Regions from separate parts of the Mus musculus genome. Here region 2 is linked to region 1. Evidence: chromatin contacts called from ENCODE POLR2A ChIA-PET data. All regions are on one chromosome and are shown on one strand. The core of a region is the stretch at or near the end of the contact, and the rest is flanking DNA. Distances in the headings are between cores, read along the strand shown. Region 1 has its middle 34 kb from the start of Gm34678. Region 2 holds the start of Rad21 (RAD21 cohesin complex component).

What was found. ChIA-PET counts read pairs that join two places held with the same protein, here RNA polymerase II (POLR2A).
Region 2: POLR2A ChIA-PET joins it to region 1 with 17 read pairs in Patski. The contact joins the promoter of Rad21 here to the enhancer-like site in region 1. POLR2A ChIA-PET finds 5 or more read pairs at or near these places in 3 of 5 experiments (Patski and embryonic stem cell).

Annotation. Positions count from the first base shown.
Region 1 is chr15:51,950,078-51,954,264 of GRCm38, forward strand. No RefSeq gene overlaps it. Among named protein-coding and RNA genes, the nearest start is that of Gm34678, 34 kb to the left of the region's middle. Within about 2 kb of position 1,997, at least 1 of the 3 ENCODE cell types and tissues checked has a DNase peak (open chromatin) inside an H3K27ac peak, as active enhancers do.
Region 2 is chr15:51,989,814-51,994,000 of GRCm38, forward strand. It overlaps Rad21 (RAD21 cohesin complex component), which reads right to left and starts at 1,947. Exons shown (of 14, transcript NM_009009.4): 1 at 1,734-1,947. It overlaps Gm52217, which reads left to right and starts at 1,162. Exons shown (of 2, transcript XM_030248881.1): 1 at 1,162-1,976. The coding sequence starts at 1,256.

The sequences.
Region 1 (4,187 bases), core at 747-3,246:
TCTTCACTACTGAGGCAATAATCTCCTGAGGTCTTTATTTAACCTCCATTCATTATTAGACTTGGCACTGTGAGAGATGGAACACAAACTCTTTCCATCTCTGTGCAGTCTCTTGGTCCTGAGCCACAGCTTCCTCTGTGTGGGTCTTTCCCAGGCTCTCATACTCCACATATGTGTGCCAATCAGCATTCAGGGGCAGAGTCAAGGTAGACTGGTCATCGTTCAAATGCTGCAGTTCTTTCTCTACAGTGTCCTGTTCTTGAAGGTGACACTGAATTTTAGTCACTTTGACTTTGTAGAAGTCCCAGTTCCACGTAACCAAATCAGTCAAGCTGTCAGAAGCCACAAAGGTTTCCCAGCTCTGCACTGAAACCTGGGGACTTTCTCCAATTGGTGAGCTGAGTTTGGATCAAGATGACTTCCTCAGGGACACGGCCCCCAAGGAAAAGACACACACAGCTGCTTTAGTGATCAGCATCTGAAAACCACTGAACCATGTATGTCCTCTTCTTTTGGTTTGATGTAGAGTACATCTGTACCATGTCCTGAACTTGGCTAAGAAGGGAACATCTCTTAGAGATGTTTTAATTTCTTTTTAAAAACTGAGTGTAACCTTTAACATATTTAAATGATGTTTTCATTTATTAGACCTTCCTTTATGTTTTGCTCCTGTTTCTATATCAGGCATTCCTTTTCCATCTCTAAGAATTCTTTATGTTATAAAAATTGGCATCTTTTTTTTTTAAATAAATCCTTTCTTGTCTCTAATTTGTATGTCTTCACTTTGTTTAGAATTAGTACTCATTCTAGAGTGGTTAGGGAAAACAGTAAGAATGCCCAGCGTGAAGTTTCTCAGTAGTTTGTTAAGTGCAGTATTATGTGTTTAGACAAGATTCATTTTATTTACAAATGTTTTGACCAACGATTAACACATTTTAAGCTTCCCAAGCTGAGGGATGAGATGAGCCACATTATTTAAGACTTTTATCGATGGATTATTTGGGGTGGGTCATGGAGGTGAATCAAATGAATTAGTTTCCCTCCGTCTCAGGATAGAGTTTCATTTGAAGTCAGACTCTCAAGGGATCTCCCCACATGAAGGCAAAGGAATATCATCCTTATCAACTCCTAATTGGAAAGCAGCATCCCCTGCCATTATCCACACAGGCAGGCAGCCAACCATTAGAGTGTCAGCAGGAGAGCCAGTGGCCTCGTCACCTAGAAGAAAGCACACACGTTTCCATCTTATTCTCTAGATACTAAAAGGGGACAGGTGTACAGTTTCTGCTGTTCAGTATTCATAGTCACATTAAGAATTATGGCTGAGATTAACATAGTGCCAGGTCTTGCTATTTAAATTCATTAATAAGAAGCATTATTCTTTAAAATAAGCATGTTTAAAATAGTTGATTAACTATATTTCAACAAAATTAATTTTCTTTGTCACGTACCTTCTAACTTTGAATAAGCATGGTTTTGAGGATCAGTCTTTTCAATGGCTAAAGTGATAAAATAGACGCCTGGTTGGAGGCATCTTAAGAAGAGACTGGGTAGCCATAAAGCACTTCCTGTTTTTGTTTTTTTTTTTGTTTTTTTTGTTTTTTTTTTACTTCCAGCTCCACCGCAGCTGGATGACCCCGGGCGTAACCTGACTCTCAGAAAATCTGACCTTCTGTACACATTTCAAGCCCAGTGAACTGCAGGAATCCTGCAGTTCTGACTCGATGGCTTCCATCAGGAACGAGCTCACTAGATTTGAGGGCAGATAGGTCTCTGCAAGGCTTCACTGCCTGCAGGCCAAAGCAGCTCTCCTTTCCTGATGAGACCATGCCAAGATGACTTCCCACACAAAGGAAACGGTTTCCCGGCTGACATTCCTGCTTGGGGCTACTTTCATTTAATCAGCACCATCCAACCTCTGGGTTGGAACGCATTATATTCAGGGCACAAGGGCTGTATCATCTCACTGGTTCCTGCCTCTGCCCTCCCGATCCCCCTTCTTCATCCGCACCCTCTCCAGCTGGGGCAGGTGATGAAGCCAGGAGACTGCTAGGCTCCAGCATCCTGGCCTTGCCAACCCCTGCTGAGACAAGCTATCAGTTTTCACTCTTGACAAAACAGGACACAAAATCAAATCCAAAGCAAAGGTCACTTGGAGTTGAAGTCTCTGATCTTGCCATTCTTTGAGACCAATACTCTCTGACCCAGAACTCTTTCTTTAAGATAAACCCAATGAGCAAAACTTTGGTTTTTGTTTTTGTTAGCTGAGGAATTTTTGCTGCACGTGTTGCTACTTTTTGCTTTAACTTAGCATAAAAAAACCAGCATTTATGGTTTCCCAAGTGCTTTCTTGTAATTACTTAATTGTGAGCACAAGTAACGGTGGACATCAGGTTTTCTTGTTCCCATCTGACATATAAGAGTATCTGATGGCCACGAAGACAGCTCAGTGGGTAAAGGTGCACGGTGACGGTTAGGTTTCGTTTTCAACTTGAAATGACTTAAGAGTCATGGGGAAGTGAGTCTCAGTGAGGAAGTGACTGTATCGGATTGGTATGTGGACTTGTCTATAGGGACTGCCTTAATTAAGTCAACTGAAGTAAGAAGACCCAGCCCACTGCGGGTGGCACATTCCTTAGGCAAGGTTGCTCTGGAATCAAATAAAGGTATATAAAAGTCCTGCTGAGCAGTAAGCAACCAAACAAGGAAGAATTCATGCATTTATTTCTGTCTGCTTTTGACTGTGGATGTGACTAGCTGTTTGAAGTTCCTATCCTGACTTTCATCCAGTGACTGACTGTAATCTGGAACTGTAAGCCAAATCAACCATTTCTTTCCTAAGTTTTACACAAACACACACACACACACACACACACACACACACACACACACACACTTTTTTTTTGTTTTTTGTTTTTTTTTCAAAAGCCATCTTAGCTCCAGATAGTTTTGAGACATGAGCTGGGAGTCTGGTATGCCTACCTCCAGAGGCAATGTTAGTTCTACTGCCTCCAGCTATAGGATGAGATGAATGTATACATTCACTGAAGACACCGCAAACCAGTACTCACTTAATTTTTATGTGTTCTATTTATAAGGTTCATCCCTTTCAGATAAAAATCACATGACTTCAGTATATTTGGAAATTTCAGGTTGTGGTGATAACTCAGTTGTAAAATACTTTCAGTACTAGGGAAGAAGAGATAGGTAAACCCTAGGGCTTGCTGGCCAGCTAGTCTGGCTTAGTGGACAAATTCTGAGACAATGACAGGCACTATCTCAAAGAAAATAAGGTGGACATTACTCAAGGAGTGACAGCTAAAGTGTGCTCAAGTACACACACACACACACACACACACACACACACACTACATTATATAAACAGATATTTAGAAGAACGTTTACGTAAGTCAGTTTAGTAAAGTAATAAATCCCTCCCTTGAGCATTATGACCACCCTAGGCATAGTTCTTGATAAGGTTCACAGTACCAGTACGGGTTCTTCTGGGGAGCAGGTCCTGAATTCACTTAGAGGATGACTGGTTACCCTCATAACCATTGTGCTACAATGACACAGATGGGGACCTCTTTGCTTGGCCAGTTGGTTTTATAGTTTGTAGCATTCACAGATGGGTAAGACTACTGGTACCCTTCCCCTCCCAGTTGTCTGCTTAGCAACCTCCAGCACTTTGAAAGCTAACCCCCAGAGAGGATCTTTCTAGCTCAGTTCCAGCTTGCCTCTGTCTAGCAACCAAGGTGTGGGGTGTCTTCAGCATTGGGGTCTTATCCTCTAGAACTGACAGTCTTCGTGTTCATTTTTAGCTTGATTTTCCTGGAACTGTAAAAGTCTGGGTTTGTGATTCCTTATAACGTCACTTATTCCCAAACCTCTGTAGTGATCATTTTGGGCAGTTTGAGAATGCATGGGTCTCTAAGCTCTGCCATAACTCTAGTCACCAAGACTTCTCAGGAGCACTCACTAACTACTGGTCCCTTGAAAGCATCCCTCGTTTATTCAGATCACTAAGCCACTGGTTTGATGCTTGTGGATCATCATCCTTGAGGATGTCCTTTTGGGGTTCAACCTTGACTTCCCAGTGAGCCTCCTTCAGTAACCCTTTGTGAGGAAGGCAGAGGGAGCCAGAAGTCGCCTGCTGCTGAGAGCCAGTCAGGTGGAAAGAACCCTTC
Region 2 (4,187 bases), core at 697-3,196, 40 kb after region 1:
TAGGGATAATGACAATTAAACGGAACAGCACATGTAGTCTCAAAAGCAGATTCAAACAGAAGTCTCAAAAATCAACTTGCCCAGTTAGAATATTCACACCTTTAAGGTAGGATGGAAAACAAAATATATTTCTCAAGAATTAAGTTTTCATCCGGGCGTGGTGGCGCATGCCTTTAATCCCAGCACTTGGGAGGCAGAGGCAGGCGGATTTCTGAGTTCGAGGCCAGCCTGGTCTACAAAGTGAGTTCCAGGACAGCCAGGGCTATACAGAGAAACCCTGTCTCGAAAAACCAAAAAAAAAAAAAAAAAAAAAAAAAAAAAAGAATAAGAATTAAGTTTTCCCAACTACCCAAGTATAACTCTCTCAGAATCTGCATGTTTTGCTAAGTCTGAAAAGAAATTCCCAATTTACTGTGCATAATACAAAAAGCACCGTGTCCACTCCTTAAACAACTCTGTAACTTTGGTTATACAAACTCTAAGATAATTCAAACACTGGACAAGGCACACACCTTCACCAATACCTTCTTAAAGAAAGTTGCCTCCAACCTTAAAGGTATTTACAATTTAAGAAAGCGACTTCAGTCTGTTCCAAAACCCTGCAGCCTTTCAGTTCACTGGCATTTGATTTTTAATAGGATTTTGCACCCTTGGTGGGGGTGGTGGGCACGGGACGGGACGACGCCGAAGCTCTTCCAATACAGTTTAAGGAGAGCAAATATTAACTTTCCTTTGTAAAGAGAAGCCGAAGTACAGAAGCCACTTCCATAAGCCATTCAAACACCAACGCGTTTTGGAACGCTGAAGACAGCTTAACAAATCAGAGAGCACGAAGAAAACGTCCACAGCGTTTCCCTCTTAAATTTGAAGAAGGCCGCTTGGTCTAGTTGAACACCTCGACAGTGTCACCTTACACTATCCTGGCAGAGCCTACTCAAAGCCTTTCTGTGCCACGAAAAAGGCACCCAGCCTCGGAACGTCTCTACAACACTCGATCCTTAGCCATTAAAGAAATTAAAAAAAAAAAAAAAGTTTAGAAAAGTTAAGGGGAATACCAGCTACACTCATGTTCTTGGAAGCAATGTTATTCGATCGTGTTTTAAAACAGCCGGTCCAATTTCTGAGATGCCCAACACACAAATATATACATTATAGAGAAATCCGGTTGAGGGAGACAGAAGAACAGGCGAGTGAGTCCACGATCCCTGCGGCCAGCACACGCCTGGCGCGACCCGGACCCCGGACTCCACACCCGATGCACCGCGCCCGCCCGCCCAGGAGTCTCCCTGACGGCTCCCGCCCTGAGTCCCGCGTCTTTGCAGACAGCCATCTTCCCCCCCGAGGGGGCGGCCAGCTCCGAGAGCGGGCTCGTTCAAACCTCCCCTTCTCTCCCCGTCAGCCCCGGGATCCCGCTGTCCCACCTCCGCGCGGCCGAGGGTCGCTTTTGTGGGCCCTGGACTGCGGCGGAACCATTAGGAAGTCAGCAGGCGCGGTGCACGGCCCCGGGGCAGCGAGGAACCCCCCCAGGCGAGGGCGGCCCCGGGACGTAGGGGGCCCGGAGAGCGCGGGGTCGCCGGGCGCTGCCCGGGAGCTGGCAGCACTCGGGGGCCGCAACGCCGGCCGCCTCGCACCGCAACTGCGGGCCGCGGAGCCCGCGCCCCGGGAGCAACCCGGCGGGGCAGAGCACCGGGGAGGGAGCCAGAGCCCGAGGAGGGGTCGGCCCGATCGCTTACCTGGATCTCGGCGGGGAGCCGGGAGGGGTGGGTGGCCCGGGGAGGGGGGGAAGGGTCAGGGGAGGGGGCGGGGAGAGGGGGAGCCCTTGTGCGGTGTAGCCTCGGAGCTGCTCCCGCCACCGCCACGGCCGCCGCCTCCTTTTCCGATTCACTCAAACAAACAAGATGGCGGCCGTTACGGCGCGGCTCTTCCGGCCGCCCAAATCCTCGGTTCAAATCGGCAGGATGTTTACGGTCAAAAAGGTACGTGTGCGCCTGCGCAACCCGCCGGAGCCGCCCCCCACCCACAGAAGGGGCGGCGCAGGCGCGCTGACCACTTCCTTGTCTCTGGACCAGCCACCTATTGGCCACGGAGCAGGCGCAAAGGGTTCCTTGAAGAGGTTTGCGGAGCGTCAGAGTTGGCAAATGCAGCGCCTGCGCAACACCGTGTAACTAATTGGGGTTTAACTTGAACTCGAGTTAAAGCAGGTCTTTGCTGTTGGCCAGTTTTCTTTGCGCCCGGCAAAAATAAAAATTATTTTAATGACCTTGTACAGCGACGAAGGAAACAAAAATCTTAAGCTAGCTGCTGGAAAAGTAAGGCCTAATTGGTTCGGCCAACCTGTGCTTATATTAGGTTTGCAGCAAAAAGCATGCTACCGAGGCCCTGGGAGAAATTTTTTGAGAGTAGATTCCTTTTACACGCAGTTCCTAAACTAACTTTGGTCTCCCATTCATGGAGTCTCATATATGTTCTTGAAAGTTCCCTTTAACAACATTTGATTCTCTGGCGGTGGTGGTACACGCCTTTAACCTCAGCACTCGGAAGGCAGAGGCAGGTGCATCTCTGTGAGTTCAAGACCAGCTTGGTCACAAGGTCCAGGACAGCCAATACTACACAGAGGAGCCCTATCTCAAACCAAAACAACAATAACAAAAACCAACAAAACAACATTTGATTCTTTGAAGCAGATGCTTGCTTATGGTTCATCAGTAAATTTCTTACTGTGGGAGTTAGCTACTGACAGTTTGGAAACACCTGCTGAAGGTGCGTGTGTCAACTTTAGGCAGTTTGCTTAACAAACCTTTGACAGGACAGATTTAATTAACAGATTTCACCTCTATTCATTGGAAAATAATCCACTTTCCTTTTTTTGGCTACGTAGTAATGACTTTTATGATTTGACTTAATAACTGACCGAGAAACTGCTTGCTGTCATTCTCTAAAGCCTTTTTATAAAGCAGTTCTGTTCTGCTTGTCTGTCTCATGATAACACACAACACATTTGAGAGAGGAAAACGGTAGGAGGATTATAAAACATACAGTAGCAGATTTTGGTTTAGAACTGCACACAGTTTTGCAGAGCTGTTCCTCGGAACTGATCAACTCTTGAAAAAGGATTATATATGTCAAAAACACTAGAGTAAGTAGGAAGCTTAGAGTAAGAGGATTGACAAGATTTTTGGGAATATCACAATGTGTTTTGGCATAACTTTAAAGCTTTTACAGTAAATGAAAAAAATAAGGTATAAAGCATTTGTTTAAAAAAAAAAAGCATTTGTTTAATAAAGAAAACTCCCCAAGTAAAATGCCTTAAGGTCTTGGACTAAGCAGAAGGAAATGGGTTTAAAACACTGATAAAACACTGATAATGATTTTGCTGTTTATCTGGATTTTGATAAGAAATGTCATTTAAGGATAAGATATGTAGTAAAATATAATCAGGCACAGACATAGAGAAGCAAAGAAGTTAGGGATAACAGTCCGTATTTCAAATACCAACACAATACAATATGTATGAATTAAATGAGTGAAAATAATCCCTCGGGGTGTGTGTGTGTGTGTGTGTGTTACATTTAAGTTTAATTCATAGTTACACCCACCTCATGGGAAAGGAAAGATTTGAGTCAACTCTGAGAACAGGATTTCACAGGCCATGTCAAGGCTGGGTGTAGGATCTGCCCAGGCATATGGGTGAATCACCAAATCAAAATCATCTGGGTTCAGGAGTGGGCCTAGAGAGGATGGAGAGTGCATATGTTGATTTGAGTTACAAAGAACTGAAGGGGGGGGGGAGGCAGAACCTGGATTAGAGCCTTATAGATCATTAAGACTTTTGTCCAAAAACTTCATCATATTAACAGTTCAATACCAAGAACATTTCAGTTACCTCCCTGGAAATATTTGACAGTGACCATTTTTATAACAGAAATTTAATAAAATAAGATTGACAGTATTTTTTCCAGGTGTGTTGTTTCAGTTTGGTATTCATTGTTTCTTTTATCCAGCAAAACTGCCTAGAAAAATTATTGACAAATGGGCAAATAGAGCTGGGGTGGAGCTCTTAAAATAATGTCAGGAAGACCTTATGATGTTAAAAAATTTACAAATTAAAAAATGTATTAGTTGGGCATGGTGGCGCACACCTTTAATCCCAGCACTTGGGAGGCGGAGGCAGGCGGATTTCTGAGTTC